Regions from separate parts of the Mus musculus genome. Here regions 2, 3 and 4 are each linked to region 1. A link is a loop called in an ENCODE intact Hi-C map of the cell type or tissue named here. Cell type or tissue: heart. All regions are shown on one strand. Links, peaks and the distances in the headings refer to the core of each region. The heading gives the core; the rest is flanking DNA. Region 1 holds the start of Pde3a (phosphodiesterase 3A, cGMP inhibited). Region 2 overlaps Gm30215 (a long non-coding RNA gene). Region 3 overlaps Pde3a (phosphodiesterase 3A, cGMP inhibited). Region 4 overlaps Pde3a (phosphodiesterase 3A, cGMP inhibited).

Region 1 (6,021 bases), core at 2,022-6,021:
GTTTTACTAAAACACTTATATTAGCAGTATGAAAGAAATGTTCACGTGTGGCCATTCGTCTGCCATGTAGGCATGTGGCAATTAGGGACAACTTTGAGGAGCTCCGTCTCTTTTTGTGTGGTCCTGGGATTGAGCTCAGGTCCAAAGGTCTTTGCACAGAAATTTCCTTTACCTACTGAGATCTCACTAGTCCGCTGATGACAGCTTTCAAACCATATCCACTGTCAATCTTGTGAGAGCTCTGTTTGGATGATCATATGTAATTACTTTACCTGAAAAACTAAATGGGTGTGGACGTCAAAGATGGAGAAACATGGAAATATTCTTTCATCCCCAATTCTGCTTCTACCCCCACCCCGACCCCCTGCAAGCTTTACAACATATGCTCAGATTTCTGATTTACTGTGCTTTCCCCATGCCAAGGGGCAGCAGGCTCTTCACTTTCAAGGGTCCCAGGTAGGCTCTGGCAGCTGAATCTTGGGTAAAATGGAAACTCATGGAAGTGTGCGTGCATGCTAGGGGGCTCGAGTTTCTTCAGCAAAGGCGATGCTACTCCTGTTTCCTTAATTATTAGACAGATGGTGCCACTGCCACCGTTGACTAGCTGCCCAACACATGCTCCTGAGCAGTGGCATAGTTCTGGACATGTGACAGAGGGGAGCTGGCTGCCTGGTCACACCCGCTCCTGTTCCTTTTTGCCTAAAGGCTTTGTGAATGCCCAGCTGGGATTGCAGTAGGCTGTTTCCCATAAAAAAAGAATCTACAACATAAGCCACGTTTTCCCACTGCCCCCATGAATCCATTTTATTTCCTCCATCTCCTCTTGGCAATATTTTATTGCTCTTTCGCTACACACAAAACACAGTGGCATTTTGAGCCAATTACCCAAGTCCTCCAAGCTATAAACACACTTTAACCTGAAGCACCAAGATAATTGAGACAAACATCAGTTTATTATTATTTGGGAGAGACAAATGACACCCAGTCAGTCACTATTCAAGCTGAGCAAGAGTTGACACTTCTTATTCCAGCAACACTTTGATGTCATTTGAATATACTGAGCAGATCCGGAATTCTTTTGCATAGACTGCCAATGAAGTTAGCATCGTGGTTTTCTAAATGCCACATGGTCACTGTGGTATGTGATCATGAAATCATTAATAATGGAGGGATTTTGTTTGTTGTGGGTGTGTGTCACTAGCTGGGCTTCCTAGCTCTGCAGAGGAAGCTCAGCAAATAGTAGAATTTACCACACATAAACAGTAACTGTTGACTAAGGATACTTGTGCTCTGGAGTTGGGGAGAGGGATACACTTTCCCCCAGTGTTCCATTTGTCTTGCAGGCTGTCTTCTAACTCCCAACACTTTTCCTGTTTCAGCTTTCTAGATCCCGGGGTTATATGTCCTGGCACTCCCAGATAGACTTTTAAAATTACTTAAAAGTTTTCTTTCTGCCTGTCTGTCCTTTTGTTTGTTATGTGTGAATATGTGTGAGTACAGATACCTGTGGAGTCCAGATGAGGGCATCAGATCCCCTGGAACTAGAGTTAAATGCAGGTGGCTCTGTGCCACCAGATGTGGGTGCTGGGAACTCCTTGGGTTCTCTGAAAGAGCAGTAGGGGCTCTTGATTGCTGAGCCATCTCTCTATTCCTTTCTCATCTTTTTATTCTTCTCACTCTATATTTCCTGCCTGTATGAAAAACAAACAAACAAACAAACAAAAAAAAAACTGGCTTTGTGCACTAGGTAACTCTGAGATTCTTCCATAGACTAGAATAGGTAGAGGTAGAGAAACACTAAGAAAAGCATGTTTGGGCCTTCAAGATGTCTCAGTGGGTAGCAGGGAAGGTGTTTACCATTAAGCTTAAAGACCTTAGCTTAGTCCTCTGGGCCTTGGAAAGGAGAGAGCTGACTCCCTTGAGTTGTCTTGTGATCTCTCACACAGACTTACACAAATAATTAAAATGTAGCTTTAAAAGATGGGCGTGGCTTCTCTGTGGCAAACAGACCTTCCACCTGGAGCAGAGTGTGAATGAGCCTTTGAGATGGGTTTCCAGCTATCCTGAGGGAGGGCACACTCTCATGCCCAGGATCTTCTCCTGGTTAAAAGCTCAGACAGAAGTGCCATTTTTCAAGAACATGAGCTAGCATGCAAGCTTTCATCCCTCAGAGCCATCCACAAATCCCAGCATCAGGGCTGCCAGGACCACCCCCACCCACCCCCTCTCTTTAGCTGGTAGGACCCATCTCTAGAAATGGAGTAGTCCAGCCCTGAGCAATAACTGCCATGCTTGAGCCTAGGGAGTTCCTAGGGAGTTCCCTTAAAACCCAGCAAGAGGCAGAACTGTGGCCCCTGCAGAGGCCTCTCTTGGAGTTTTAAGCACTCAGTTCCACTGTTTTCTCCCTTGCAAAAACAGCAGCCACCATGCATCAAAAGGAAAGATGATTATTTAAAGAAAAACAAGAAAAGGGCCTCACTTTCTTCCTGTTCCTACCGGTTACTCACCAGCTCACGGATCTCCCTCCTCCTCTCTGATACTGCAGCCTCTCCTCACACTGTGTTCTTGGGTGAAACTTAGCAACTTCTGCAATAGGTCTCAGTTCTTCTCTCTCTCCTTCCTTCCTCTCTCCCTTCCTTCCTTCCTTCCTTCCTTCCTTCCTTCCTTCCTTTCCTCCCTCCCCCTCTCTTCTCTCTCTCTCTCTCTCTCTCTCTCTCTCTCTCTCTCTCTCTCTCTCTCTCTCTCTCTCTCTCCTTCCTTCCTTCCTTCCTTCTTCCCTTTCATCCTACTTTTTGTCATGAACTGGGTAGAGAGGCTGGAAGGCTCTGCTTCCTACCTCTGCAAAACAAGGGGTCTGCATCCTGGGGCATCGCCCAAGCTCGGGGTGGGGGTGGGGTGAGGTCCGCCAAGGAGAGCAAGCGGGCGAGAGAGAGGAGAGATAAAGAGGAAAATTGGGAGAGGTAAAGAAAGAAAGGGGGAGGGGGAAAAAGGGGAGGAGGGAGAGGGAAGAGTCGGAGGGAGTGGGGAGACGGAGGGGGAGGGAGGGAGGGAGGGAGAGAGAGGGGAGAGAGAGAGAGAGAGAGAGAGAGAGAGAGAGAGAGAGAGAGAGAGAGAGAGAGAGAGAATGAATAAGAGAATATGCTGCGGGGGGGGGGGGAGTGAGGGAAGGGGGAAGGGGAGGTCAGACACCTACCGTCCCTGAACGCCCAAGGATGGCCTGAGCTCGCCCAGTGCCCCAGCCTGCCTCAGCATCAGCGGTCCCTGAGCACTCAGTGAGTTGAGCAAGTGTTAAAATCCCGAAGTAGGAAGAGACCCCGCAGGGTATAAACTCTGGCTGAGGGTGGAGCGGAGGACTTTTAAGAGAGAAAGGAAAGGAGAGAGGGAGAGGGAGAGGGAGAGAGAGAGAGAGAAAGAGAAAAGGAGAGGAGTGGGGGTTGAAAATTCCAAGGCTGATCCTGCTAGCTGCCAACTTGAAGTCTTCAGCTCGCACTCTTGAGTTCTCTGCAAGGCTGAAACTTCGCGTAGATCCGGAAGAAGTGATTCCGAGAGTGGGCTCGAGAAGAGCGCGGACGCGCGAGTGGGACGGGTGGGGGTTGTCCGCAGAGCATGGCAGTGCGGGGCGAGGCCGCCCAAGACCTAGCCAAGCCGGGCCTCGGAGGGGCGAGTCCCGCCCGTGTGGCAAGAGGGAACCACCGCCATCGTGGCGAGTCCTCTCCATCCCCTCGGGGCTCCGGCTGTTGTTGGAGAGCCCTGGCGCTGCAGCCGCTCCGGCGCTCGCCTCAACTCTCCTCGGCGCTGTGCGCGGGCTCCCTGTCCGTGCTGCTGGCGCTGCTGGTGAGGCTGGTCGGCGGGGAGGTCGGAGGCGAGCTGGAGAAGAGTCAGGAGGCGGCGGCCGAGGAGGAGGAGGAGGAAGGAGCCCGAGGGGGCGTCTTCCCGGGCCCTCGGGGAGGTGCTCCCGGGGGCGGCGCGCAGCTCAGCCCTTGGCTGCAGCCGGCCGCGCTGCTCTTCAGTCTCCTGTGCGCCTTCTTCTGGATGGGCTTGTGCCTGCTGCGCGCCGGGGTGCGCCTGCCTCTGGCCGTCGCGCTGTTGGCCGCCTGCTGCGCCGGGGAAGCGCTGGTGCAGCTCTCCTTGGGCGTGGGGGACGGTCGCCTGCTGTCGCTGCCCGCCGCGGGGGTCCTGCTCAGCTGCCTAGGTGGCGCGACATGGCTGGTGCTGAGGCTGAGGCTGGGCGTCCTCATGGTCGCCTGGACTAGCGTGCTTAGGACGGTGGCCCTGGTTTCTCTGGAGAGGTTCAAGGTCGCCTGGAGACCTTACCTGGCATACTTGGCGGCCGTGCTTGGGCTGCTGCTGGCCAGGTACGCCGAGCAGATCCTGCCGCAGTGCTCCGGGCCGGCTCCGCCCAGGGAGCGGTTTGGGTCCCAGTTGAGCGCGAGGACCAAGGAAGAGATTCCGGGGTGGAAGAGGAGGAGGCGGTCCAGCTCGGTGGTGGCCGGCGAGATGTCCGGCTGCAGTGGCAAGTCTCACCGGAGGACCTCCCTGCCCTGCATACCCAGGGAGCAGGTAAGCTGGGGCTGCGCCTTTGGGGTTGCTCCTGGGAAACTTGAAACAGTCAAAGTGCAGGGAGTGGGGCGCAAGCGGCCGGGAAGCCAGCCTGCCAAACAGTAAAACTTTACACTGTACTAAGAAAGATTTCTTTTTTCTTTTTCTTTTTTGCCCGTTCTCTGTCCCTTGGAGTAGTTTACAGCCAGAACAACAGAAAACAGGAAAAAGTAAAAAACAGAGTGGCCTTACCCAGACTTCCACAGCTGGGCCCTGTTTTCAAATCTCCTACACCTGGTTTTTGAGTCCCTGCGTTTCTTGAAGCATTTCTGCCCTCCCTGAATTTTTGGAAGTTATTTATTTATTGCAAGTGGCTTTCAGCACGTGCGTCTTCTATATTTCTGTGTCTTTAAAGAGATAATAATTTTTTTTTCTTATCAAGTGCCAGGTAAACAGTTACAAAAACTAGTAAGGAAGTTTCAGTAGCCAGGCAGGCATCCTGGATGGTCAGAGGCTGGACTCGCACTCCTGTTTTCGCAGTGACTCTTGTTTAGAGGCACAGCATCAGATGGCAGCCAGTCTGCTTTTAGATATACTTTAGTTGCTACACAGCACTGTGTTGAACTCTGAACTGAGGCTTTACACTTTAGGGCTATGTGTGAACTTTAGAATGGCACAGAATTGGGCGCAATGCTTTTATTGTTCATTCAGAAAAGTAACCTTCCTCGTGGGCGTTTATACACCCAAATGGAGAGGCAGACATTCAAGAGACTTCCTCAGGGTTTGCAGGAAGTATTGATCCAAACTCTCTTAGGATTGCTAGCGATATGTGTCTTGGAGGAAGGAGGAGGTGGGGGAGTGGAATTCGGAGTGAAGTGTGTGCAGCAGTTTCCCAGTAATTATTTGGGGGAGGGGATTGCAAACATCTTTAGTGTCATGGGACACTTACCCTTCATACTTTAGGAGAACCATTTCCAATTTTAAACACAAGCTGTACCTAAGCTCTTTCCTTCAGTTTTCTCCACCAGGGTTGACATTTGTTGAAGGGGTTGGGAAAGCTGATTCTGCGCTCTAAATAGAAATTTGCACTTTTTTTCTACTTAAATTCATACCTACCCATGATCCCCTTAGGATGACTTTCAGGTTGAAAGGCTGTCCCTATGATATAGTAAGCGTTTTCTTTTCGGGTTATCCTAGGGATAAGTGTTAGCTATCCTTTAGAAATATATCAGCCACCATATGGTGTGAGTGGTTGGGTTGTCTCAGAAAGGGAGCTGATTGCCCAGATGGATAGCTCGTGGACTTTATGTTGTGGACTGGATGACAGCAGTGCATGCTTGCGCTTACTGTAAAACAAATGTACTTATTTAACTTTTTGTTTAGCAGAAAAAATATTTCTGGGTTTAAATCTGTTCTAAGAGTCAAGGGAAAAATACAGGCCACTGACTGACACTTTGTTTGTATAGAAATTTGGAAATTGTT
Region 2 (6,260 bases), core at 1,090-5,089, 480 kb before region 1:
TGTATATCCCAATATATATATGCACATGTAAATGTACACACATGGACTTGTGTACATACAGAGGAAAAAAATCAAACAAACAAAAAACCAAAAAAGCAAGTTTGATTATGTCACACTATTCTTTATCTCCTGCTGGTACCCCTCAGTGTTTGGAGAAAAGCCTGTAATAGCACCTGTGTATTGTCACTTGCTCTGGCAGGCCATGCCAGCCGTGTGAGCTATGTGGTACTTCTAGCAGACCTCAGCATCTTGGTCCCCATTGTTCATAGCACCACATTTGCTAATATCTGTTCAAGAGGGTATTGTGGGTTTTTAGACTCAGTATAAAAAGTTTTTTAATGGAGAACCTAGGAGCTATTTCCTATCTGTAGAACAACAAGTGAATGACCTCAAGTTTAGAACTGCCTGTGTGCCCAGAGTGCCCTGAAAAAATAGGAAGTGATATATGTGGGCAGTATTTTAACCTGAGATACAACACAAATCTGAACTAGCCCTAGGTCTGAGTGCCTTTTACCATAGATGACTTGTGGTGTCTCCAGGACAGAGTGGCTTGCTTACAGGGCCTCTTGCCCTCCACATTGATTGTTGTGAGTAACTTGGTGGAAACTCGTGATTGGTGGTTCTCTGCACTCTGGTGGCTGTGGGACAGCGTCACAGCCTTGCTGTTAGTATTTTGGCACACAAAGTGGCTAACCTACTGTATAACTTACTTGTTTGTATTCACATTCGCACATAAGCAACAACGGTCAATGTCATCTTTGAGCAGAAGACCGGGGAGAGCTCTGCTTTCTTCTACACATTCTTTGCCTCTGCTGATGTCTGAGCTCACTTAGAACACATCAGCTATCTGACTTACGATTTCAATGGTTGACTTTTCCATATAATTCTGCAGAATTATCTCCTGAGAAAATAATACCTTTGAGGCCAAGACTCAGCAAGCTGTCATAATATTTTCATTGTCTTACTAGGCAAAGAGTCAGCAAGCTCTCCAAGGATGGTGCTGCTGTTTCCTGGCTTCTTGGCAATACTGAAACTCATCTCTCTGGAGCAGTTATGTTTCTCTAGGTACACACTCTCTACAAACTGGACTTTATGTGACCTTTTGCATAAATAGCAGTGATATTACATCTGGGTGTGATGTGCCTATCTATAATCCCAGCACTTGAGAGTGTGAGGCAGGAGGATGGCTGTGAGTTCAAAGACACTGTGGGCTACAGACTGAGTCCTTGGTGAGCCAGGACTGTAGAGTGAGACCCCCTTCCAAGAAACCACAACAGAGGACCATAAGAGATTGCTCAGTGGTCACAACACAAGCTGCATAGGTCTAACAACCCGAGTTCATCCCCAGAACCCAAGGTGGAAGGAAGGACAGACCGGCTCTGTAAGTCTGTCCTCTGACCTCCAGATGTGGAGTGTGGGATATAGACACCTTTACACATGCAAACGTAAACTGCTAATAAATAAAGTATAGGAAAAAGAAACAAGATTGTATAAGATTATTCCACTTGTCTCCCACACCTCCGTAGGATCATGCTGAGCAACATTCTGCCAGTGGAGTGAGTTGTCCTGGAATTGCCTCAGATTTAATTGACTAAGAAAGTAAATTAAAAAAAAAAATCTGCTTTTTTGTGATACGTTTTCTGGGCAAATCCAGAGACAGGGAGATTGCCCTTAAAAGGGAGTTTTGTATGAAGGAGTTTTTTCGGGGGAGTAGGAAACTCAAAGTGTTCCTGGTGGCTGAAATGGTGATGTCACAGGACTCCTGTGAAGTCTCACAGGAAATGGTTTCGGCTGGACTTAACTCTGCTGGTTGGAGTCCGATTAGGGCGGAGAATTATGCTTGAATCTGGGGTTGGACTTTTCATCCAAGTTCTTTCTTTTTCTTTGTTTTTAAATTCACCAACTGATCCCTGTTGGTGGAGTTGCCGCTCAGGTTGCAACTGTTAAACTAAGGAAATTTGATAATTGACACTATGTTTAGAATACAAACGCCCCACATCTGCCAGCATCTGCCTGTGTGTATGCGCAGACGAAGACTGGGTCAGTGATGTCAGTGGAGTGTCTTTCTCAGTTGCTGTCTACTTTATTATCAGAGGCAGGGTTTCTTCCAAAACTAGAGCTCTCTTTAACTAGGCTGTTTGGCCAATGAGCTCCATGCATTTGCCTGTCTCTGCCTCCCCACTGCTTGAATTACATGTCTACTCTGCCATACCAAGACTTTTGTAGGTGCTGGAGACCCAAGCTCAGGCCATCATGTTGGCCCAACAAGTATTTTACACAGTGAATCATCTCCATTGTCCTTAGCTTCTTAAGGAACACTTAGAGAAAATACCTTTGGCTTTTGACACCTTCACTGTTGTGGTGTGTTGTGGATAGTCCTGGTGCTGTTTGTATTTTGATGCTAATTCTGCTTCCCCAGGAGGGGCTGCGGATGATGGTTGTATCACCAGTGACTTCTTGTAAACCTGCTCCCCACCTGGTAAAATAAAGGCTAGGGCCGGTGACTGGGCAGTGGAAGGGAAGGTGGAGCTGAAAAGTTTGGTGGAGAAGGAGGAGAGGAGAGAGAGAGAGGACAAGGAGGAGAGAGAAGGAAGGAAAACGGAGGAAGAGGAAGATGCTCTAGATTCAGTGTGGCGTTAAATAGCCACAGGTAGCCATGAATATATCATAAAAGGATAGAATAATTGGGATAACTTGTCTAATCTAGGTGGGCAGCTTGTATCATTATCAGTTGGCTCTGAAATTGCTGTGTGGGCATCTTGTGAATTGAGAATTTACTGATATATAAATCTGACTGACTAATTCTAAGCTTCTAGAGTTTTGATTTACTGGGCTAAGGGGATTTGTGACAACTAGCCGCAGGGGGTGGATGGCTGAGAAGGTACAGGCAGCTCTGAGGCAGATAAACCAGAGCTGGGAAGACTGCATCATGGCTAGGCTAGAGGTGGAGAGACATGGGCAGAGTAGCTGGGTATAGTGTGGGATGGTGCATTTTAAAATATTTCCTGCAACAGTAGTGTGAAGAACAAATACATCTTTAGAGTAATGTTTTGTGTGTTTTTAGCATTTAGACAAGAGACTTTTTCCACTTAAACTGGACGTCAAGTGACTGAAATCTTCAAAGTCTTCATCAAAACGGTATAGACTCAAATTTTGGAAGTTACTAGAAATTTCACAATGAGAAGATGCTATTAGAGCACCTAGCCAGAAGGTGGCGATCTTACCTTTGTGCTCATAGAAAACAGTGTGTCCGTGACGAGTTCGCAAGGGTTCAGAAACCTCTGAGGACTGTATTTCCCTATTTGTATTCAGATACAGTTTTATAGCAAAACAACATGTTTTTTTTTTCTCTTAGTGAGAACGTGGATAAATGGACAGAACCATTCTATAGACAATTTCTTCAATGATGTGTTCATATGTGAAATGGTTACGATCCGTATGGATGAGAAAATGCTCTCCTAGCAAATGTGAATTCTAAATCGTATCAGTCTTTTCTCCTTCGTTTATGATCTGTGCGTCTTAACCTGATAAACGCAGCTGCGCGGACAATAGAACAGAAACAATGTCCCTTCCTTTCTTTGTTCTTAGAGATTCACCATTATCTCAGAATCAAAATCTGGAACCTTCGTGATCTGGCTGAAGTCAGGAAGTTTCAGGCAAGGAAATCAAGGAAGATCTTCGGGCTTTAAACCACGGTCGAAGCTGATATCTAACCTGCAATCACTGAAAAGTAGACAATACAATCCACCCTCTTCAGCAGGAAGCAGTTACACCCTTCTAAGCCCCATGACCCTTCTGTCATTCTTGCCGCTGACCTGGAAGGTGAGAAAGCTTTGACTTCTGTAGAGACATCATAATGTTTTGTCTATTTTTGGTTTACTTCATAAGCTCTATATACAAAAAAGCTAATTGGTCTAGCAATGACTCACGGTGCCCAAATTAGGCAAAAAGTTGTAATAAAGATATTTTCTCTTAGAAATTGGTCATTGAAGGAGGGGTATGTACAACTTTAATTTGATTTAATTTAATCAAAACGAACATACATTGCAGGTGTAAAATGTCAAAGTGCTGAGCTAGCTAAGTAAAACTGGGTTTCCATGTTGTCAGCTCTTTTGCTCTAGACATTGTGTGGTCAGGGAACTCGGAGAAGAATGGGGGTGGGGGAGGGGCTAGAACAGGATGTCACCACAGAGAATACGGGAACTAGAATAGGATGTCTATTTAGCTTAAAGCAAGGGGATTATAAGAAGCCCTTTTGGCTACAGTCAAAGAATTGCAAGGTTTTCGGTATGGCAGGTGAAAACAAAGGCGTCTAATTTCTTCACTGTTAAGATCAAATGGAAGGGATGCTTGCATTTGCCTGGTTAGCAGAGTATTCAAAATCAAGCCGTTTCTATCAGGACAACTTCTTTGCCTCTCTCAGAGGGAAGGAAATGAACCAGAACTGGAAAAGAGCCTCTGTTCTCCCTTCCAGTTGATGCCGAGAAGAGACTGGTGCTTAAGTTCGTGAGGTCCAAGTGAAGATGCCTCCTCCACCCCACTCCGGCCACCCCCACCCCTGTTTCCATTCTCTTCCTCTATAGGGCGCTGACCCAATTCCCCAGGCTGTGTAGGGACCCAGCCATTGTCACAGAAGCTCTGCTGTTTTTTAGGTGCTGCAGCTGTCTTCTCTAGCCCTCTATCATGTTCTTGAGATCACAGCCCCTAACTTCTAACCTCAGAAGCCTAGCTATCCTTACGGTCCAGTGTAGCATAACCCGATGTCTGTCTGCTTTTGTAGCCCATAACAGAGAGAGAGAGAGAGAGAGGGAGAGAGAGAGAGAGAGAGAGAGAGAGAGAGAGAGAGAGAGAGAGAGAGCCCTGCAGAGGCTGACCATGGGAGGGGGTGTGGGAGAGGGGCAGAGACAACGTGCGTTTCTCTATAAGGGCCTCGGGTGAATTTTATGTGATATTGATGTGTCCTTGAATTGCATATTTTGTGGATTTGCAGAGCCAACTGCAGAGGCTGGAGCTCCATAGAGTCATAGGAACTTCCTGTCCCCGCCCCGAACCTCGTTGGCTCCTTCCTGTTGGGGGAGCTATAGAGCACACTCAAGCTACCCCCACCCCAGTTCCCCTGTCTGTGGACCTGTGCCAGAGCGACAGAGGCTTCTGAAGAGAGATTTTTATACACTTATCCTAAAATCTCATTTTACCTTGGCTTCAAAGGGTCGGATTGCTGGAGAGATGGCTCAGAGGTTAAGAGCACTGACTGCTCTTCCAGAGGTCTTGAGTTCAAATCCCAGCAACCACATGGTGGTTCACAGCCATCTGTAATGGGATCTGATGCCCTCTTTTGGTGTGTCTGAAGAAATGTACACATACGCCTAAAACAAAGGGTCAGATAAATGGGTCTTAAACAAACAAACGAAAAGAAGGCTACTCTTCTCTTAGGGATTTCAGAACTCAGAAGGATGTCTTGAAAAAGAGGCGAGAAACCTTTTGTTCTTGTGGATAAGAGGGTTAGGACTCATGCTAAATTGTAACTTCTCCCCAACGGGTCTGTTCTGTGAAACTCCCCCTTGAATCACACGTTTAGGATGATAGTGGAAGAGACCATAGAAGATTGAGGTCCACGGGCTGCCACTTCTAGCTGTTTATGGTAACTGGGTCTCCGAGCCCCTGCTGGGTGGAAAATAGGCTGCATTTAAGTGGGAATTGAGACGACAGCACGTGTGGGAATCACGTGCCTTTTCCCGCAGGAGTGGGCCTTTCCTACAGCGTCGAGTGCTTACTGCTGCTCAATGTTGTATTACAAACTTGATTTCTTATGTCCTCAGAACTCCTCAGCTTCCTATGAAATAGAATTTCTACTTACTGCCTGCTTACTCCTGCGGGATGCTAGAGAAGTCCCTGGGTTAATTTATGCTTAAGTGCTTTGTTCAAGTCAATAATAATCCTAATGGGGGCTATTAAGACGTCGCCCAGACAACGGACTGACTGTCCCCCTCCCCACCCCCATTTCCTGCTAGAGGATTTTTTCCCCCACGTCTCCCTTGGAGTAGGATTTGTGATAGATGATATATGTAAATGAGCAATCAGTTCCGCTGAAGAGACTGTGAGGCAGAGGAAAACACCCCTGGTCTGCTCACTTGAGCTCTCTCTCCAACGTGGTGCTCAGGCTGCTGAGTGTCGTATGGCTGTATGGCGCTTGTGCTGGTCTTTGTCTTCAGCCCTGCTAGGTTCACAGCACGCCGCAGGAGCTCATTGGACAGACCAGC
Region 3 (4,000 bases), core at 1-4,000, 200 kb after region 1:
AGCTATCTTAATGCAGTGATTTGTTTTCAGGGACATATTGCACACCATAACGTCTCCACTTTTACTTTCTTGTAGCACAGAATTGGGAAGAAGGAATGGACCTCTCTGAAGGTTTAGAGTATGTAGTATTTCTAGTTCTACTCTGAACTCTGGGTTTAAGCAAGTAAATGACACCTGTCATTGCCCTTATTGTATTGTCCAAAACCTAAAGGAGGAAATAATTTTTACGTAGTTGCATAACCACCCAGAAAAGTATATTTTTTAACATAATATTTTAAGAGACAGTCTTGAGGACTAGGCTCAGGGTACTCAGGATGCTGGGTACCCTCAGCCCACCCCAGCTTCTCCCATTTTATAAAGTACATCAGAAACACAATCCATTTTTATATATCATTTGATTTCATTTTTTCCACATGTAATTCCCTATTGTGGTTATTTATGAAACATGCAAGTGTGGGCACAAGCGCATGCATGCACATGTGTATACACATACACACACACACACACACACACACACACACACACAATGTGAGAAATGCAGCACAAACACACACACAGGCTGTGAGAATGGGACAGGTGATTTTGGAAAGGAAGCCTGTGCTATACATTTGAGCGATGATTAAGATAGCATAGCTCTTCAGAAGAAAGAGAGTCTTCCTACAGGTGAGAGATGGCAGAGAAGTATGACTTCTAGGAAGAGAGTGTGCCACACAGAAACAGATGGTAGAAGATGCATGGCTCCTCACAAGCGATAACTCAAGGACTTGAAGTTTGTTAGGGTTTTTGTGCCTTTAGTATATGAAATAAAGGAACATTCTAGCAGGCACCAGCATAGAGATGACTGGATGGTGCAGAAGAAGCCAGTAAAGCTACTCTAGAAAGAGAAGCAGAGAAGATCTAGACTAGGTGAGAGCCACTGCATGTGAGGCAGGAAGCGTTCAGTGGTGGTCAGTGTCAACCGGGATTCATTCATGCTAAGGAAATGTCGGAAAACTATGTCCAGATGTATATGTGCATCCTGTGTGTGTGTGTGTGTGTGTGTGTGTGTGTGTGTGTGTTTGTGTCTGTATGTGCATGTGTTATGAATCCTTTAGTTGCAATAGAGAATTACATGTGGAAAAATAAATCAAGTTATATATGCAAATGGATCATGCTTCCAATGTACCTTATGAAATGAGAAAGCTGGGACTGGCTGAGGCTAAAATGTCTTACTGTTAGATTGCCTGCCTAGCATGTTGCCTAGCATGTTGCCTAGCATGTTGCCTAGCATGTTGCCTAGCATGTTGCCTAGCATGTTAGCATGTTGCCCACTCCTCAGTCCTGCCATAGAGGATTAGGTTAAAAAGGGACAATAGAAATGTTTAATATTTGGGAAAAATGCTAATTATGTGCTTGTAATTTTACTTTAGCAGTGATATGTAGGCTATAACTTATTTTTCATTACTTTTTACTAGTAATCTCCTGATTTTTGTAGTGTGGGAACAAAAGAAATGGAAGTCTTATCTGTTAGTGAGAGCTCAGCACTCATCGGAAGTGACAAGTCCTTTCCAAGGCGGCATACCGCCCTCTGTTGGTCACTAGGTTTTAGGCTAAGCAAACTGCAGCTTCAAGTTTAGTGACCACTGAAAAAATTTAACAGACCAAAGATGACTTCAAACTCAGAGATAATTGTTCCTAAAATATTTAAAAATCTGTACATATATCAGAGAGTACACAGATGTTCTCTTTGTTTTGTGTTTCTCCCACTGTCAAGAACATTTTTAATGCAGCAATTGTATGAAGCAGTTTATATTTTCTAAGCCTTCCCACATTCACTGGTCTGAGCAATTGCACTGATAGTTAGTTGTCAGATTCCCATACATCTATGCTGCCCATCTTACCTTTGATAACCAGAAAGAGAATAAGTCTTAAGGTTAAGTCTAAGGTTATATTTTGTACATTATAAGAGTATATAGAATAAGTAAGTCAAAGGAATTTTCCATTTTCTAAATAAGAATACAGAACCTTATCTATTGAAATTATTAATTTGAGATTGTTGGGTAAAGTTACTTGTGTCTGGGAGGTGTATATATAATAGAAAATATAAGCAGAGAATATTTAGACAAAGTACCAACTGTTTGCAGACAGATCGTTTCAGAAGTAGAGAAGGATATTGGGCCATGTGGTGCTTCTCATTTGATGGCATGTGATGCTCTCAGAACATCAAAAGAGATGGAAGATGTGAATTACAGTCGTTGCTGGCTTTGCTGTTTCTGACTTCTCATAGGAGACCTTCCACTTGTGATATTTCTCAAGAGTCATTTGAGTAAGGGCTCTATAGGTCCCCTCCTATAGTACTGTATGTATGTATGTTATCTTAAGAAGAGACTTCAAATGTAAACTCGTATTTCCATCCAGAAAATTAAAGTAAGCAAGCATCTGTTTCCTTGGGATGGCCTGTCGCCAAGGTTCAGCCTACAGTGCCTTACTGCAAAATTTTCACATGATTTCATTTTTTAAAAATTTCCCAGCCAATTTCAAGTCTAAAATTATAATCAGGTCCTATGAAAAGTATAAACACATATGCAGTTTTTCTGACTCTGAGGTCAGAACCCAGAATATGCCAAAGATCGTTTCTACAGTGTCCAGCTCATTTTCTAGAATAATTTAGCATATTAAAGACCAAGACAGCATTTCCTGGTAATACAGACAGCCTCCCAGGGAAAGATTTGGGGGTGACGGGATGTTGCATCTTCCCGTAGAGATTTAAGAGGCTATATAGTCTCCCAGGATACACCAAGCTGCTTTTCTCAACGTTGGGCACCAACATCGCGTAAGGAAAGTCCCAGAGCGTCTCCTCCTTATGTGTCATCCCTTATGCTGTTTATCCATCTCTTCTCCCAGTTCCCTCTCCACCCTGGGAATTTTCTTCCATGCTGTGCTTGCCTCCCAGGGTGCCTCCCAAGATGACTAAATAGAAAGAGAAGGAAAATACTTCCAACAATGGGGCTCAGATGCCTTCTCTTAAAACTCTTTTCAGGGTGTGTCATAAATCATACCAGTGCAATCGACCGTGCTAGTTGAAAGCAGGACTTTTGTTGACTTACTTTTTAACAGCCGAAAATTAATCTCAGACCTATTATGGAGCTTTTGGGTATAGGGAATATGGACTTTATAACTATCTTTGCCTAAAGTAAAAAAGTGAAAATATTAGAAGTTCTGCTTTTACTGTTATAGTTTTGTTGGTAAAGATTATCTCAAGGCTGTTGTCTTCATTTCTAAAGAAATTCTGACTGGCTGGGTGAAGATGATACAGCACTTAAGATCTGTGATGGCCCTTGCAGAGGACTTGAGTTCAGTGCCCAGCACCCAATGTTGGATGGCTCACATGTGCCTGTAACTTCAGTTCCAGTAGATCTCAACACCATCTTTTGAATTCTACAGGCCCATATACATGTGCACACACATGAGCAAGTAAATACACACATGCATGCATATAAATAAAAAATTGTTGAGAGAGAGAGAGAACAAGTGAGAAAAATGTACATATTCATGATTCTTTCTTTACATGTATAGTCATGTTCAGTTCAGTAACAACAGCGCTGGTAATACGTAATATTTAGTAAGCATGAATTTCAGGCTAAACAATTGCTAGGACTCTTTTTTATGGGATTTTCATTTCACATATTTATTGTACTGGGTTACAGGGGTATACTTTGTATTATGTGTGTCCCCAATACTCCCCTGCATGGTCCTGGGTCACAGGGATATACTTTGCGTCATGTCTGTCCCGTGTACTCCCTGGCCCTTCCCTGTCAACCTGCTCCCATTATTCACTTACTTCATGTCATTTGCAGATCTGATTTTATATTTCTGTATTTGTCATGGTGAGACTTTACCGATACTCCTACACATGGCTTCATTTAACTGTCAAAACATAGGTCCTATTACTAAGCCCACTTTGGTGCTGCGAAAGAAAGGGTTAGAGAGAGAAATGTATTTCTCTATATGCACACTAGCA
Region 4 (4,000 bases), core at 1-4,000, 60 kb after region 1:
TGTCATTTGGGGAAATGAGGGTGATCGCAATAATTGCAGGTCACAGGGTAGTAACTGGGATCTAATCTAGTCACCTTTCACAACTAGCATGCTTTATAGAGAACGCAGAACTCAGACTGGGAGTGCCCATTTGAACTCTTTAGGACTTTTCCAGAGTAAATACTTAGTTTTGATGGCACTTTAATCACTGGGACCGGCATTGAAATGGTTATTTTGATAAGAGTATATAGTAAATTGTCCTCTACATTTTGTCGTTCCATGGTGTGGGGGCACATCTAAACTCCCTGGCGTTGTGTGTCTCCTGGAAGTGAGGGGCAGGTAAGTATGAAAAGTTTAGTTTGTGAAAAATGTCTGGTAGCTTTATTTGACTGCAAACTTCATGAGAGCCTGCTGTATGATGCAGGGAAAAAATATGAAGAGGAAAAAAAACCTTAAAACTTCCTCAGTATAAATAGAAGTGAGTGTCCACTCCTGGGGAAGTCAGGGTGCTGACGCACTTCATGCTGGCTGCTCATGTGGAATACAGTGTTCTGTCCAAGGCCCCATAATTTTAGGAAGGACATGGACTGAAGGAAGTGCCAGAAGTCTGGAAATCGTGTAGCAACAAGGAAGCAGGACTGTGTAGCTAAAGAAGAGAAAGCTAATAGGAGCTAAAACACATTTCTCAAATTACTACAAGGTTGTCATTAAAAAAGAAATGGACACACTCATGTCTAACTCCAGAAAATAAAAGGAGACACAAAGGAAAGAGAATAACAGCACACTTCAACTCGAGGGGGACAGCAATGACGTTAACACTTCAGACAGTGTTTCAAGAATTTGTTTCTTTAGCTTGTGTGTGTGTGAGTCTGTCTGTCTGTCTGTCTGTCTGTCTGGAGGGGTGTATATATGTGCACCATGTGTGTACAGTGTCTGGAAAGCCAGAAGAGGACATAAGATTCCCTGGGACTGGGGAATGAGCAGTTGTAAGAGTCTGGAAACTGAACTCGGGTCCTTTGGAAGAACAGCAATGCTCTTAACCACTGGGCTGTCTCTTTAGCCCCCAGACTTGTTCTTAGTGGGCCAAAGGTGAATCTATTAGAGTTCCTGTGTTGCTGACTTAGATTCAGTCCCATTCACTCAAATAAACTTTATGCATTTACACAATTATTGGATAGCCTTTTCTTGGACACTGTGGCGATAATGTGAGTTTGTTTAAAATCTAGAATACATTGTAACTCACCAATCATTCAAATAAATAAGTCATATTTGTGTGTATAGAATATGCATGTGTATATATGTATGTGTGTGCAAGTGTGTGCATACATATGTATATAAGTATTTTTGTGTGTGTTCATGTGTATATATGTATGTGTGTATGTGTGTGCATGCATGCATGAATATATATATGTATATATTACACACGCATATGTGTTTGTGTGGGTGTGTCTGTGTGTGTGTGTGTGTGTATGTGTGTGTATTTGTGTGTGTTGAGACAGACTCTTTTCCCTGTATTCCACCAGGTGAACTTGGAGCTCTTGATCCTCTTTCTTGGCCGCTCCTTTGCTTGGATGACAAGTCTGAACGACCACATCCAGGTCTAATCATAACTGTCTTTATATTTTTTGCAGTCTGTAAGGCTTCCTTAGGAATTGCTTGTTTCTGGCTGGCTGGTTGCATTTCCCGTAAGTGTAGAGGATTTGGTGACAGGAAGTATTATCACCTTGCTTGTATCCAGTTGTTTCTTATACATTGTGGGAAAACACCATAACCCAAACTACATTATTTGAATTATTTTCATTATTTTTCTTAAAGATGTATTCATTTTTATCTATGTCTATGTTCTGAGTTTCTGTCACATATACTTCTAAGCCAAGAGCCATTTATCCATCAAAACCAAGAGATGAAAAAAACAAACAAACAAAAAACAATATTAAGTAATGGCGCCACCTTAAGGAAGAAGTTAGGTAAAGCACGATGAGTCCTTACTGAGCACCTACTACCAAAGCCCCGGAGAGGAAGGGATTATGAGAGAGAAAGTCAATGTATGTTTAGTTTTGGCTGGCAGACTATGTTTCCTTTTTGAATCTCACTGAAGCTTCAAATCCCAGCTTGTGTGTTCAAGGTCAGGCTGTCTGTTTTTGTGACATTCAGGCAGCCCCCTCAATGCAGCATCTGCTATGTTTTGTTGTATGTTCGTAGGCTTGAACTCTGATGTGCTCCCCCTAAATGTTTTTATATTTTATTTGTGTGTTTTTCCCAAGTAACCTTCTTCTGAGTTCACAGTTTTATGTGAACCGTAGTTAAACTCCCTTTTCCATGACTTGTAGCCTATGGTATTTAACTGTTTGCTGGGATAGCCTTCCCAAGTAAACATAAGAGGACAAGGGTATTCTCGAAGAGCAGTGCCCTCGGAGAGGCTTCTCCAAGGTGACTCTGCTGCTTGCTCGTGAGGGTTTAGATATTTAAACACAGGGCTTAGCACACTGCCTCATTGTCTTCCAAAGGTCATTAAAACACTCGACCCTTGGCAAAGAAGAAGCTTTAAAATTTTTGAAGGCAGTGTAACCTTTTACAACCTCGTCCACCAGTGTCTTCAAAACAGAGGAGAGGAGAATCACATTGGTTAGCATTGCAGCTGGGCAATACTGACCCTACAATTTAAAAACCAACCATTGCATGCGGTTTGAGACAAACAGAAATCTGGGGCTGTAGTTTTTCTGACTTAATAGAACATGAATCCTTTTTGTACATGTTCCTTTAATCGGTTTTCATTTTTAAGGCAACCCACTAGGTTTGTCTGTTTTTGAAAATTTTTACAATTTTACTTTGTGTGTGTGTGTGTGCATGTGTGTATGTATGTATGACAGAAGACATCTTTACAGACTGTCCTCCACCATGTGCTTCATATATATATATATGTGTGTGTGTGTGCATTTGTGAATGTATGTGGGTCTGTGTATATATATATGTGTGTGTTTGTGTTTGTATGTGTGTGTATATATATGTATTTTTGTGTTCATGTTTATGTGTATGTTTGTGTGTGTATGTGTGTGTGTATTAGTATGAGTGTGTGTTGTGCATATGAGCGTGTGTATGAGTGTTTGTGTGTATCTGTGTGTATGAACATGTGTGTATCTGTTTGTGTGTCTGTGTGTATATGTGTGTCTTTGGGTATGTGTGTATGTATGCATGTATGTATGTTTATGTGTCTGTCTGTGTGTATGTATATATTTGTATATGTGTGTCTGTGTTTGTGTGTGTACTTGTGCATATGTATGTATGTGTGTATCTGTGTTCCTATGTGTGTGTGAGTGTACTTGTGTATGGAGCTGGAGTTATCCTTGCCGTTATCTTTGTTGTTCCCCAGTCTCCCCAGTTTGGCTTGGTCCACTGTCCACTGAGCCCCAGAGGCATGTGTCTCCCACATCCAGCTCTGGGATTACAAATGTATGCTGCTTCCATCTATCGTTCTGAAGGGTAAACTCAAGTCCTCAGACACTGTGGCTAGTACAGCAGTCAAGACAGGCCTGCCACTCCTCATGTCTTTCTCTATTTCTCTGTGATCATTTTCAAGTCTGTGGGTCCCGTAGCGGTTCACACTAACGCTGGGGCCCACGCCATGGTTCTCATGAGAACTCAGAGAGCACAGCCATGTGGAGTGTTAGGCCTGTTAGCTGAGTCAGAGACACAGCTGCAAGCATTCAGAAAACACTTGCAGATGTCACTTGTGGATCAGAGACTGTTGGATGGCTTAGCGTTGTGCTCTAGACAGTGTGGATAAGCGTGGGCATGGCCCCATCAACCAGACCTGCCATCTTGGTTTTTTTTTCCCCCCCCAGGAAATCAGACCCAGGGTAAGGTAATAAAACAAGCTCCCAAAGGCTGCTCTTACAGCCATAAAAGCACCAGGAGCCAACAGTGTCAAAGCTTGAAGGATGATAACTCCTGTTTTTATTTCTTTCTTTGTTTCTCCAAACAGAAAGTGGTTACGCATTTCTAGGAAGACACCAGGCAAACG

Evidence for each region. A loop is a pair of places that touch in the nucleus more often than their neighbours do. Peaks named below come from ENCODE experiments on the same cell type or tissue, not always from the same donor. Only the 100,000 strongest peaks of a DNase experiment are listed, where the experiment ranks them.
Region 2: it touches region 1 in a loop (4-fold over the local background); 7 of 42 quality-filtered maps call a loop at or near these places.
Region 3: it touches region 1 in a loop (2.9-fold over the local background); 6 of 42 quality-filtered maps call a loop at or near these places.
Region 4: it touches region 1 in a loop (5-fold over the local background); 6 of 42 quality-filtered maps call a loop at or near these places.

The regions. Positions count from the first base shown.
Region 1 is chr6:141,245,984-141,252,004 of GRCm38, forward strand. Pde3a (phosphodiesterase 3A, cGMP inhibited) reads left to right here and starts at 3,286. Exons shown (of 16, transcript NM_018779.2): 1 at 3,286-4,560. The coding sequence starts at 3,607. It overlaps Gm28523 (a long non-coding RNA gene), which reads right to left and starts at 4,672. Exons shown (of 2, transcript XR_378118.4): 1 at 3,194-4,672; 2 at 1-1,691. In heart, for the core only: a CTCF peak has its summit at 4,030 (motif pointing left); DNase peaks (open chromatin) are centred at 3,938 and 4,458; H3K4me3 peaks cover 4,000 bases; H3K27ac peaks cover 2,843 bases.
Region 2 is chr6:140,763,310-140,769,569 of GRCm38, forward strand. It overlaps Gm30215 (a long non-coding RNA gene), which reads left to right. Exons shown (of 10, transcript XR_003956541.1): 5 at 3,589-3,822. Among named protein-coding and RNA genes, the nearest start is that of Gm30215, 86 kb to the left of the region's middle. In heart, for the core only: a CTCF peak has its summit at 3,209 (motif pointing right); no DNase peak of the experiment used is centred there; H3K27ac peaks cover 414 bases.
Region 3 is chr6:141,446,194-141,450,193 of GRCm38, forward strand. All of the region lies in intron 2 of Pde3a (phosphodiesterase 3A, cGMP inhibited), which reads left to right. Among named protein-coding and RNA genes, the nearest start is that of Slco1c1, 76 kb to the right of the region's middle. In heart, for the core only: a CTCF peak has its summit at 1,574 (motif pointing left); no DNase peak of the experiment used is centred there.
Region 4 is chr6:141,308,126-141,312,125 of GRCm38, forward strand. All of the region lies in intron 1 of Pde3a (phosphodiesterase 3A, cGMP inhibited), which reads left to right. Among named protein-coding and RNA genes, the nearest start is that of Gm10400, 30 kb to the right of the region's middle. In heart, for the core only: a CTCF peak has its summit at 1,938; DNase peaks (open chromatin) are centred at 526 and 3,646; H3K27ac peaks cover 1,906 bases.